2 separate regions of the Homo sapiens genome follow, and region 2 is linked to region 1. A link is a contact called in ENCODE Hi-C or POLR2A ChIA-PET data. All regions are on one chromosome and are shown on one strand. Each heading gives the region's core, a stretch centred on a gene start or an enhancer-like site at or near the end of the contact. The rest is flanking DNA. Distances are from core to core; before and after follow the strand shown.

Region 1 (6,254 bases), core at 1,132-3,631:
TATATCCCTACAATGGAATATTATTCAGCCATAAAAGGAATGAAATTTTGATATATGTCACAACATGGATGGACCATGAAACATAGTGCTAAGTTAAACAAGCCAGAGAGAAAAGGACAAATATTGTATTATTCCACTTACATGAGATATCTAGACTAGTCAAATTCGTAGTGACAGAAAGGTTACCAGAGGACCTGGGGGAGAGAAGAAAGGAGAGTTATTGTTTAATGGGTACAGAATTTCAGTTTGGGATGATGAAAAAGTTCTGGAAATGGCTGGCGGTGATGGTTGCACAACAGTGTGAATGTACTTAATGCTATCGAACTGTAAACTTAAAGTGGTAAATGGTATTATGTATGTTTTACCACAATAAAAAAATAAATGCCTCGTGCAGTACCTGGCCATTGAAGATACTCAGGGGGAAAAAAAAGAGCTAAAAAGAGATATTAAGATGTTTCTAAGTGTTACTGAGTTCAGAAGTGGGAGTTCATACTTTAAACTAAAAGTAGTCAACGAAGGATTTGCCAAGGAGGTGGGATTTGAGATGGAGTTTGTAGGACCAGGCAAGGGAAAAGGCAACCCAGCCAGGAGGAAATGTGTAAGCAAACCATGAAGCTCCTGTGTGTGGTGATGGGGACCCGGTGATGATGTTGTGATCTGTTTTGTTTTTTGTTGGAGACTAGATTTGGGATGGGGTTTCAAGGGACTTGGAGTCCAAGTTGACCTGTTTAGGTGCCAGGCAGAGCAGAGGCACTAAAACTATCTGGGCAGGGAGGATGAAAAGATCAGTGTCGGCAGAAAGATCAATCTGGGGCATCGTAGAAAATGGATTGAATGGTGCCATACCAGAGGTTCAAGGCAGCCAGGGCAGTGTTGCACAAGTCCTAGACTAAACTAGGATGGTGGCTGTGCAAAAGAAAAGGGAGAGATGGAGACTAATTTCAGAAGAGCCTTGATAGACTTAAGATATCAAGGAAGAGGTGGCAAAGTGTTAAATGTTTAGCAGAATAGCTCAACCCTGGAGCCAGGTACCCTGCATTTAGTACTGCTAATGTTCTAATACCAGTACTGCTGCTTATGAGCTTGTGTGACCTTGAGTGAATGACTTAATCTTTCTGTCCTGTTTCTTCCTCTATCACATAACAATGAATGACAAAGTAGTGCCTCTCTCACAAGGCTGTCATGAAGGTTAAAGGAGTCAATATTTGTAAAGATCTTACAATAGTATTCAGCACAGAATATATGCTTGCTATTTTTTATCTTTTAAATCTGGATGGTTGGTACGTTGGTGTCTGTTACGTTATTTTTTGGTGTTTGAATATTTTAAAGCATGACCTTAAAATAATGTACTTTCAAAACAGTCTTGCTAAGCAGTGCTTCTTAAAGCTTAACATGCATGTGAAATGTTTGGCAGTCTTGTGAAAATGCAGGTTCTGGTTCAGTAGGTCTCAGGCGGTACTCAATGGTCTGTGTTTGTAGCAAGCTCCCAGGTGGTCTGGTGCCGCGGGTCTGCCGGCCACTCCTTGAGTAGCAAAGTTGTTAAGGAACGGAGTTCCATCACGGTGTTTCTAGGATTGTTCTGGTTGTCTTTTGCCACATAACAAATCATCCAAACCTAGAAGCTAAAACGAAAATGATTTATGTTCTATGCTGTTGTTGTTATTATTATCTCTTGCAGTTCAGCTATGTAGTTCTTGGGATCTGTCACAAGCTGGTGGTTAGATGTAGCTGGGGCAAGAGTCAAGAGTCATCCTGAAGGCTTCCTCCCCCTCGTGTCCGGTGGTAGATGCTGGCTGGCTGTTGGGACCTCAGCTGGGGCTGTCAGCGAGAACATCTCCCCAGGGCATCTCCATGTGGCAAGGGGCTCTTCACAGCTCAGCAGCTGTATCTCAAGACAGAGAACCAGGCAGAAGATGTATTACCTTTTCTTGCCCAGCCTCCAAGTCTCACAGCATCGCTTCTGCCACCTTCTATGTATTAGAAGCAAGGCACTAAGGCCAGCCCATATGCAAGGGTAGCGCAGTGAGACTCCGTGTCTTTTTTTTTTTTTTTTGAGACAGAGTTTCATTCTGTTGCCCAGGCTAGAGTGCAGTGGCACGATCTTGGCTCACTGCAACCTCCACTTGCTGGGTTCAAGTGATTCTTGTGCCTCAGACTCCCGAGTAGCTGTGACTACAGGCAGGCGCCACCACACCCAGCTAATTTTTGTATTTTTAGTGGAGATGGGATTTCACCATATTGGCCACGCTGGTCTCAAACTCCTGAATTCAGGTGATCTGCCCGCCTTGGCCTCCCAAAGTGTTGGGGTTACAGGCGTGAGCCACCGCACTTGGCTGAGACTCCATGTCTTGAAGGGAGAAGTGTCAAAGAATTTTTAGACATGTCTCAAAACCACCACAATGGCCTGCTTAAGGAAGCTCTGGGAGGAACAGAAAGTGGTGGATGAGTCAACCAGGGAAAGTTGACTTTGTTGTGTTTAAATTTGTGGGTTTGGGGTACCATGAAGACCACTTGAAGTTATTCTCCAACAGGCAGGATGGTGTGTGAGTATCTGAGTATCTATCTCTCACACCAGATCATAAGCTTCTTGAAAGCAAGGACTTGGTCTTTTTCTCTGCAATAGTTCTGGTGTCTACCACAGTGCTTGGCACACAAAAGTGACCCAAACAATGTTTGTTTGATGAGGGAATGAATAAATGAATGAATGAATGAATGGTAAAGGATTTAGGACTGAGGCTGTGTGGTCTGAAGAAGAAAGGATACTGGAATTCTGGAAATCTCTCCCAGAACAGTCCTCTCTGGCACTTCTCCCAGGGAGAGGGACTCCTGCATTTGCTCAGAGGCCACCATGGCCCTGGGGGTCTGGCCTGCCTGCTTTGCAACTTGAGGCCCTCGCGTACCCCATAGGCTGTGGAAGGCCTGGATCTGCTGGGAAACCTCCTTCTTCCACTAAATGGAAACTGGAATTCCAGGAGAAAGCAAAAATCAACAAGAGCTATTTTGATTATAATGATATCTCATTTCTAAGCAGCTCTCTCTATTTCCTGTTTATAGCCCAAACTGAGAGCAGAAGCGACTAGATCTCTCAGTGAAAGGTTTTCTCCGAAGACGTCTAGCTATATCATCAACAGGAAACAGTACTCTCCCAAGACAAAAGTCCCTGTCTCTGGCCACTCTGTTGGGTTTCATTGCACCCTACAAAGGGAGGTGGGAAACCTGGGTTTCTGAAAGAGGCCCTGATTTTGTGTTAGCCTTCAGCATCTACCACTTGTACCCAGCTCCCAGTCCCCCAAATTTCTGGGGACTCCATGTGAAATCAATGCACAGGAATTGTGGGGGGAAGCCCTAAGGAGTCCAGCCGCGATTTTCAGCGCGATTTTCAGGGCAGCTACATTTCACTTCAAAACTCCCAGTAAGTCTGCCACTAAGACCCCTGGAAAGGCTGGCTATGTCAGCCCTCTGTCTTCATTAGAAGAATCTCAGGATTTCTTCCAGTGACAGAACATGATCCTCAGATTCCAGGGAGTGACCCCAGACCCAGTTCCTCTCCGGGCTATAAAACTGTGGAGTGTGACACAGACAGAGAGACTGTGGTAATTTAGAGACTAAGAAAAAAACTGACTAGAAAGCAACTGAACAGAACAGCTGCAGGAATGTAAAATGCAAGACCCTCTGATCTGACAGTCTTTTCCTGCACCTCTACAAATGTGCGTGCACACACACACACACACACACACACGACTCCCAGAAAGGACCCTCTGAAGACAGGACATTTCAGCTGACATCTGAAAGATGAGGAAGGCAGCCATGCCAAGAGTATTCCAGAAAGAAGGAACAGGGTTTGCAAAAGCTCAGCAGCTCCACAGCTGCTGGTCTGGGCCAAATAGGACAGACAGCCTGTGGCTCTCCCCACACCTTGTGCTTCCTCACTCAGCCACTGTGAGTCTCCTCTCGCCTGAAACAGTCTCCCGCTCTGTCCTAACCTTCCAGCATCTTTCTCATTCACTCTGTCTCCTGAATATCACCCACAAAGGGTAGCAGTATCAGTCTTGGTCCACACACTTATGCAAGAAGTGCCACTTTGTTTTCTTTAAATCAAGTGATATCAGACTCTGTACCCCAAGGCTGCTGGTCTGGCAGGCAGTTCAAACTCAGTCGTTCACGGGGCTCTCTCCCACCCAAGGTCATGCAAAGGTGACATGCTCATCTTGGGGAAGGCCCATCATCACTGGTTCTCACTGGATTTATCCTTGGGTGTGCATTGTCCTGGTTTTCAGAGCCCCTTCAGGGCTGAAGTCTGTGTGGCTTCTGAGCCAAGCTTGGAGACAGGAGCCTTGGCAGAGGCTGGGAGCCTGGAATCAGCATCCAGCTTCCCTGCTTACACCACAGTGTAGCACTCCCACATCCTCACCCCACCCCACCCCAAGTGCAGCCTACAGCCCCTCCCCTCTACTGCTTCTGGGAGAAAGTGCACCCCTCCCCGAACCCCACCAGGATGCCTAGCTTCATCTCTTTAGTGAACTTTTGGCTTTTGCAAAAGACCTGAAGGCCCATTGACCAAAAGTAGCCTCTGCCCAGGCAAGGGAGCACAAAACCCACTCATCTTCTAGAAATGGACTGGAGAGTGCAACACAGGAAGTGCCCACACAGATGTTTCCTAGACCTTGCCTTTAGGGTCCCTCTGTTCTCAGGGATGCAGTCTATCCAGCCCTGGGAACTTGAACTCCCTGAGAACAATGTCCCTCTCTATCTATGGTAAAGGATTAGGTTTTGTTTTTTTTCTTTTAAGCTTCCAGTTCATCTCAGAACAGTACTTTTGTAAAGTACAATGAAAGTGAATGATGAGAAAAGTAAAATTTTTGAAAGACACACAGAATACAGGTACTGATTTTTTATTATTAGATTCAATAAATTGTTATTAAGGGTTCTAAACATATTCTTTCCATTTCTGCACTCACTTGGTCACCGATCAGTAACCAACTGTGGAGGGACACGGATTGGTGGGCCACTCACTTTGAGGAGCGCTGCCTTAGAGCACTCAGGAGGGAGCAGTGAGTCCTTCTTCACCTCTAGAAATGTGGAGCTTAGTGAACTGTAGAATCTTCAAGGGGTTAGGGTAGAAGCTGGAAACAAGGACAGCCTTTACCTAGTGAGCCAAGAAACTAAAATCCAGCCTCCTCTTACAACTACTTACAATGCAAAAAGAATTACAGTGTAGGACTATGGAGCCTGCCTCTGGGGCAGGCTGCCTGGTGATACATTCAGCACTGCCACTTACTGCCTTGACCCAGGATGAGTTAATAGCTCACAGCCTCAGTTTACTCATCTGTCCAATTAGGATAGTAGTACTATCTCATAGGGTTTTTGTAAAGACTGAAGTTAATAAGTGCATAATCACATAGAGTTGCTCTTGGAAAATAGTAAGTGCCTGTGAATATTAAAAATTTCCTGGCCAGGTGCCGGGGCTCATGCCTGTAATCCCAGCACTTTGGGAGGCCAAGGCAGAAGAATTACTTGAGCCTAGGAGTTTTGAGACCAGCCTGGGCAACATAGGGAGACCCTGTGTCTACAAAAAAAATTTAAAAAATTATCTGGGCATGGTGGCATACACCTGTAGTCCCAGCTACTCAGGTGGATGAGGTGGGAGGATTGCTCAAGCCCAGGAGGCCGATCACACCACTACACTGCAGCCTGGGCAACAGAGCAAGACCCTGTCTCAAATAAAATAAAATAAAAGTTTCCTTAGAAAGAAAGCTTCAGGAGGTTAGGGATCTTTATTTCCTGATGTTTCCCAAATGCCTAGAACCATGCCTGGCACATAGCAGTGCTCAGTAAATATCAGTGAATGAATCCATCTCCTTATCCAATGCTGAACTTCAGGCTTCCATGTTTATCCCACTCTTAGTCCCTTTTTTTTTTTTTTTTTTTTTTTTTTTTTTTACAGAGAAAAGGGGTCTGTTTGCTCTTTGTGTTCTTTGTGTTCATAGTGTTTCCAAGCCCCAGGCCATTCAGAGCTTTTGTCTCCAGTGCCCCACACATTCAAGAAAGACTTGAATTGCCTCTCAGGTCTGAACCTGTTTTGTGCAGGGTGTCCAAGCTGGAGTGCAATGGACCGGTCTTGACTCACTGCAACCTCCCACTCCCGGCTTCAAGCGATTCTCCTGTCTCAGCCTCCCAAGTAGCTGAGATTACAGACGTTCGCCACCAAGCCTGGCTAATTTTTGTATTTTCAGTAGAGATAGGGTTTCACCATG
Region 2 (6,372 bases), core at 2,901-5,400, 3.3 Mb after region 1:
TAGAGACGGGGTTTCATTGTGTTGGCCAGGCTGGTCTCGAACTCCTGACCTCATGATCCACCTGCGTTGGCCTCCCAAAGTGCTGGGATTACAAGCGTGAACCACCACGCACAGTCCCATTTTCTATTAATATCTTTAATGGACTCTGCATCAACTTGGGAGATAAGTTACTTGTAAATTTTTAGCAGGGCATGGTGGCTCACTCTCAGAGGCTGAGACAGGAGGACTGCTTGAGGCCAGGAGTTCAAGACTAGCCTGAGCAATATAGCAAGAACCCATCTTTACAAAAAATTAAAAATTAGCCAGGCGTGGTGGCATGCGCCTGTAATCCCAGCTACTTGGGAGACTGAGGCAAGTGGATTGCTTGAGCCCAGGAGTTCGAAGCTGCAGTGAGCCATGACTGCACCAGTGCACTCCAGCCTGGGCAACAGAGAAAAACCCTGTCTCAAAAAAATAAATAAATAAACAAAAATAAATAAATTTTTAGATTTTTCCACTACTAAGGAACTCTCAAATGTACACAATCTCCCTATGTTGGCAAGAATGAGCTTGCTAACTCTGGACTTGAATCTATATTTATAATTCATAGGAAAAGTCATGACAGAATTAACTACATTAAAAAAAAATGTTAGACAATGCATTTAGTCGCCAAGGACCTCACCTCACCTCAGTTTTATATTTTCTTTCTCATCAAAAACAAAAACACATGCATTTATACTGTATCAATGTATTTTAATAAACAGAGATTCTTTTTGTTGGTAAAGTATTAATACTTTTTTAAACAAACTGACATCAAACATCCATTTCAATAATAACAACAATAGCACATAGGCAGGTCTGGTAGAATCTGCCTACCTGATTTCAGATCCAGGCTCTATTACTTTCTAGCTGCATGATCTTGGGCAATTTACCTCTCTGAGCCTTTCCCATTTGTAAAACGGATATAATAATTAATAGTACCTCATAGAGAGGAGTAAATACAATTATATATATATATATATATATATATATATATATATACATTTCTCATTTGTAAAATGGGCATAGTAGGTAAAATTATTTCATAGAGTAGAAGGGAGGAATAAATACAATAATGTCTATGTATTTCTTAGAACAGTGTATGGCATTAAGTAAGCACAGAGTACGTATTTATATACTTGTGAACACATCCTATTATCTCAAAATGTGGTTCAACTCAGATACCCCTGCAAGGGTGAAAGCATGCTTGATTGACACGGAAGTTGACCTGCAACCATAAACTGGTATTAGCATTAACATTAAAACTACAGAACTGGCAAAGGTCTCAAAGTTTATCTAGGTCAAACCTCATTATTGAATAGGTTGGGGTATGGAGGGACAAGGATGGAAGATAATCTGTCCAAAGTCACATTCCTAACTGGGGATAGAATCAACATTTGAATCTAGGCTTTTTCCTATCTTTTACAGAACTCAAAATGCTTTCTGATGATCGGTTAATTTATCTTTCTACCATCTTTAGACTGGTGATTTATCATTACTATGCTAATCGGATCTGCCTACACATACCTTTATAATCTAAAACAAATATATACATAATTGGCCCCTTAAAAATGCTTTGTGATTATTATTCCTGGATTGATTTTATTCTACTACTAAAATAAAAGTTTCTTAGGGGCAGAAACTGTGCCTTATTCCTATCTGGATTAGCTGAAGCCAAGTACTATTAGTTCATTACTATTACTTCCCACAACGGTGAGGAATGGGCTAAAACAAACTAACAAACAAAAACAAGGCTCCTGATTACTACTTCTAGATTAATAGTAAACTCTAAGAGGCCTAGAAACTCAGAAGGCAGATTATCAGATACTCCTACTTCTATTAGGCTTGAATATCCTTCATGAAATCAAGCAAATCATGTGTTTAAATCAAGAGACTTGGAACTTAAGCAAGTATACTTACAGTAATATATGGCTATAAAAGAGGAAGTGAAAAGTAGCTGCAGTATTCACTGTCATATGTTCTACTTCCTTAGAGAAAACCAAAAAAGGAATAGCTAAATCAGAGAATTGTGGTGAAACTTTCTGTATTCTCAGTGTTAAATTTGATTTGGTTTTCCTGATAACTGTGGGGAACAAAAATAAACTATAACTTTCCTCAGTATGTCTTTTACCATCAAATTAGCTGTTGTCTATGTCTAGGAGCACAGTCACATGCCTAGAATTCAAGTGTCTCAGATCCTTGAGAAGCCTGCTCAGGAAAAAAGAATAGTTGAGCCACCAAGAATTTATCTCTGGCCAGGAATCTGGAAAAGAGCACATGGCTGTCATTACCTATCCCATAATTTTCAGTCAGCTTGGACTGATTGTTGCATGAAAATTGGGAGCCCTAACATTACAGACTTCTCCCAAATACTTTCACATAGTGAAGAATGCGAATTTAAAGTGGAATAGGGAAAAAAGGAACAAAAGCACAGCTTAACTGTAAAATAACTGAGAAACGGAAAGAACTCAAAGTGGAACTAAGTGAATGCAGGCCATCTAAAGACGGGGTAGGAAGGGAACAGAGTGGTGAGAGTGAAAAAGACTAAAAGGTAGGTAATATAGAGCTAGTCAGTGTAAATCAAAAATTCCTACTTAAGGACAAAAGAAGGCCAGTGTCATTTTATGGTCATTCATCTATTAACTCATTTGTTTATGTATTGTCTATGACTACTCTCACCCTACAAGGCAGAACTGAGTATTTGTGGTTGCAATAGAAACCACATGGCCCAACAGATCTGGAAGCAACTTAAGGGCAGGCACAGCAGTTTAATCATTTTTGTAACCTCTTAGCATTTAGCAGAATAAGGGGCATATGTGGTGCATTTGTCATTTTTCCAGTACATTCTTCAGCACGCACAAAATTTGTTAAGCATATGTTCAAAGAAAAGCTCTGCAATGATCAGAGCTTGGTAGCTCACAAGTTTGGAGGAAGTCAAGCTGTCCACTGGCACAACACAATGGAAAAGGCTAAACTGACTACTAAAAGAGACAAAACCCTTCCTCTCTTTAAAGATTTCTATTCCAGGCTGGTATATATTAATATAATGCTTGGGGAAACTGGAGAATGACAGAAGTCTGTTACGTTGGTTTTAAGCTTTAAGCTTTACAAAGTGCAATTTCGCAGCTATTATTCATTCAACAGCCACTTCCTGAGCACTCACTATGTGCTAGGTACCATGCTGCATGCTAGACAGAAATGAACACCATAAGCAGTCCCTGTCCGGTGAGGACTCATAATCTAATAGGTGCGGGGTATAAGAATAGAGGCAAACACACCTAGCTGCAGGAATAAGGAAGAGAAAGCAATTCATTCTGCCTGAGGTTGCAGAAGGAAAAGCATCCAAAACGTGACATCCGAGCTGGGCCTTGAAGAATGCTAGAGCTGACCCACCAAGGCCTGGTTCTAAAGTGTCTTCGCCTTCTCCATGGAGAAAAGAAGTCTCACATCAGCCCCAGCTGACTCCTATAAAAATTCTGAGGCAGGAAGTCTCATCAGCAATCATTCCCATTTCACCGGAGAAATTGTGACCCAGAATGCAAAAGGCAAACCCAGGGCTATCTTCCCGCCAAGAGAGATGCCGGGTCCCGAACCTCAGATCGGCAGGGTCAGCACAGTTGCAAGTTCTGCCCAGATTCTGAGAGGTGTAGAGCACCGGAATGTGGCAAGGGTCTCCCCCCGGAAGTTGGGAAAAGGCCTGAGAAGAGATCGACCCCCCTCCAACAATCCGCCGGTATCTCTCAGCCACGCCCTCCAGCGCATACTTCTCAGTCACTCACCCGCCGCTCGGCGAGAGGAAATCGGTGTCGTCCTCGTCCCCCGCACCGAACATTGCGTTGGCTTTCACCGGGTTGCGGGGAGGAAGCTGGGTATTCCCAGAGTCCCAGGGCCTGTCACCGCCGACGTCGTAAAATGCCGCGGCGGCGTGCTGCTTTCCGGCAGGGCGAACTCCAGCACGGTCTCTGGACCGAAAGTAGACTGGGCTCTGGAGAAGGTGGGGCAAAGGCAAATGAGAGGCTCGCGCGGGCACGAGCGCCGAGTGACGTCAGGCCTCTCCAGCCCGCAGCGGGGCGGAGCTTCACAGCCCCTTGCAGGGATTGGTCGGTAATGCTAGGGGGCGGGAGGGGGCGGGAAATCCTCGGCCTCGGTGGCGGTGGTGGACACGTCGAGCCGGGTAGAAGTGGAGGGGCCGTTCGAAGAGTCGTGAGGGGGTGACGGGTTAAGATTCGGAGAGAGAGGTGCTAGTGGCTGGACTTGACCTGGAAAGGTAAGGCTTCTCTCGGCCCCTCTTTCGCACCCCTGTGCATGGGTACCGTCCTTTTCCCAGCGGGACAAGGACCTTCCTCGCCGCTTTCCTCAGCTCCGCGGAAGGAGAAAGAGCTCGGGACTGGAGGGTTAAAGACTGGGGCTTCGGCCCGGCCCCTGCAGTGGCATAGCCAGAGTGACCTTGGGCCGGGGTGCTCGGTGCCTCAGTTTCCCCGTGTATGCAACCGGCCATTTGTCCAGTTCTTCCATGTGCCTGCTGGTCCAGAAGATTTTAGAGCTCAGAGGCCATGGATTTCAATCCCGGCCTCCTCGTAATCTCAGAATTTACAGATAGGGAGACGAAGGAACTAAGCACCCGGGTGACTAGTCCGAGGTCACAAAGAGTAAAGGGCAGACTGAGACTGGATTCCTCGTCCTTTGATTCAGGACATAGTGAGCTAGTGGGTGAACAAGAACCTTATCAGCCCTTAAGCACTGTGTGCCCTTACAGAGTGACTATTGAAAGACTGTAGCATACACCTCGAGGAAAGTCCCCTTTCTAGAGTCCACCTGTATTCTACGCGGATGAGGTGCAGAAGAGCTAAGATATTCTGGCGGTGGGTGATGGAAAGGAGGATACTTTGGAGGCAGACACATCCCCACCCCAACTTTGGCGTGGGTTTCCCTGGGTCTTCCTGCGACAGCCCTAAATCAACATCAATTGTGGCGGACTCCTCTGCCTCCAGTTTCCACCCTATCTGTATCTTACATAAGTATTTCTTTGGTTAACCTGGTATCATTCTCGAAACAATCCTGGGGTAGTCCTGGCTTAGACAAGGTGTGGCTAAGGAGATAGTGTCCCAGCGTAGCGTCCACAGACTCACTGGAGTTCTTGGGCTTCCCCTCACAGTCAGGTTGGTACTACAGGTGTCCCTTACGTGAATGTTTCAATCTGTCAGTATGAAATTGAAATGAAATGATTGGTAGCTCCCTCCCAGAGAACTTTGCACCTCCTGGCAAAGATGTTAAAGCAGCGAAGGCTCACAGTTGGAATGATGCAACTGGAATCTAAGCACTAGAACCGGAACTGGAACTAGAATCTAAGGACTAGCACTAGAACTGTTGCAGTAGCTCTGTTTAGTGTGTGAACTTGGCTACCTCTTGGAGGTGTTGGGGGAGTAACTGGATTAAGTACCATGGCACTTTCTAATCCCTCTCCCCAACACCGGTCACTGTGATTGCAGCACTGAAACATCTAAATGTTTAACAGAAAGAGCTTGCTAGCCCCTGGCTTACATTATCTATGGTATTTTTAACATGGAATGAATACTTAAAGTCACTTGCAAAGCAGTCTCACTGCAGAATCTTTCTAGGTGTTTATGACATGTCCTTCCAGCCTTTTCTTTAAAAAAAAAAAATGGCCAAGGGAATATTTGAACTCTTATCTTGTATTCTTGGGTGGAGCTGATTTTATCCTGGATGTTTAAGTAGCTTTTGTAGGTACTCAGGAATCCTAAAATCAATAGCCTTTTTGGTGATTGGAACATCACGAACATGCATACGCAGATTATCACTGTAGAAACACAGCTGCTGATTCTCATTAGCAGTATGAGGAGGAGGAAGATGATGGTGAGTCTTGCCAGGCTTTGAACTGCAGGACTGGGTGCACCTAAAAAAAAAAAAAAAGAAAGCCACTGTCTTCCTAAATTCGTGTATCTTCAGATTGGTAATACTGGACTAGGAATCAGGAAATCTGAATTCCTGTCCCAGCCCTTATAACTCACTCTGAGTTTGGGCCAGGCTCCCTAAGCACTGTAAAATGAGTGGATTAGACCTGGACTTCTACTGAGTAACTGCTGGGGATACAAAGGTAAGTAAGGCACAACCTTGATCTCAAGTTTAAAGTAAGCATTTTTGTTTATTTGTTTTGCTTAAGTATACAACTTTTAGAATACTCATAAAATATATTGTCAACCCCCAGAAGATTGGCCAGGAAGCAGCAATTTTTTTTCTCCACCCTCCACTCCCCTTACTCCCTCAGGGAAGCAGCAATTTTAATAATTATTTTCAAATTATCAGCAATTTTGCAACAGAGATGACAGTCTTTAT

What was found. Hi-C counts contacts between places; a loop is a spot of excess contacts on that map. ChIA-PET counts read pairs that join two places held with the same protein, here RNA polymerase II (POLR2A). Pooled maps may share reads with other maps.
Region 2: a pooled map shows a loop between it and region 1 (5-fold over the local background). The contact joins the promoter of SLC31A1 here to the enhancer-like site in region 1. A Hi-C loop is called at or near these places in 3 of 50 pooled maps. POLR2A ChIA-PET finds 5 or more read pairs at or near these places in 2 of 52 experiments (HCT116 and activated T-cell).

What each region holds. Positions count from the first base shown.
Region 1 is chr9:109,965,375-109,971,628 of GRCh38, forward strand. All of the region lies in intron 6 of PALM2AKAP2 (PALM2 and AKAP2 fusion), which reads left to right. Among named protein-coding and RNA genes, the nearest start is that of PALM2AKAP2, 190 kb to the left of the region's middle. RefSeq lists enhancers at 1,424-1,523, 2,204-2,253, 2,264-2,383, 2,774-2,843. Within about 2 kb of position 2,382, at least 9 of the 41 ENCODE cell types and tissues checked have a DNase peak (open chromatin) inside an H3K27ac peak, as active enhancers do.
Region 2 is chr9:113,217,394-113,223,765 of GRCh38, forward strand. It overlaps SLC31A1 (solute carrier family 31 member 1), which reads left to right and starts at 4,151. Exons shown (of 5, transcript NM_001859.4): 1 at 4,151-4,285. It overlaps FKBP15 (FKBP prolyl isomerase family member 15), which reads right to left and starts at 3,884. Exons shown (of 28, transcript NM_015258.2): 1 at 3,798-3,884. The coding sequence starts at 3,850. RefSeq lists enhancers at 3,683-3,812, 3,923-4,032, 4,873-5,062.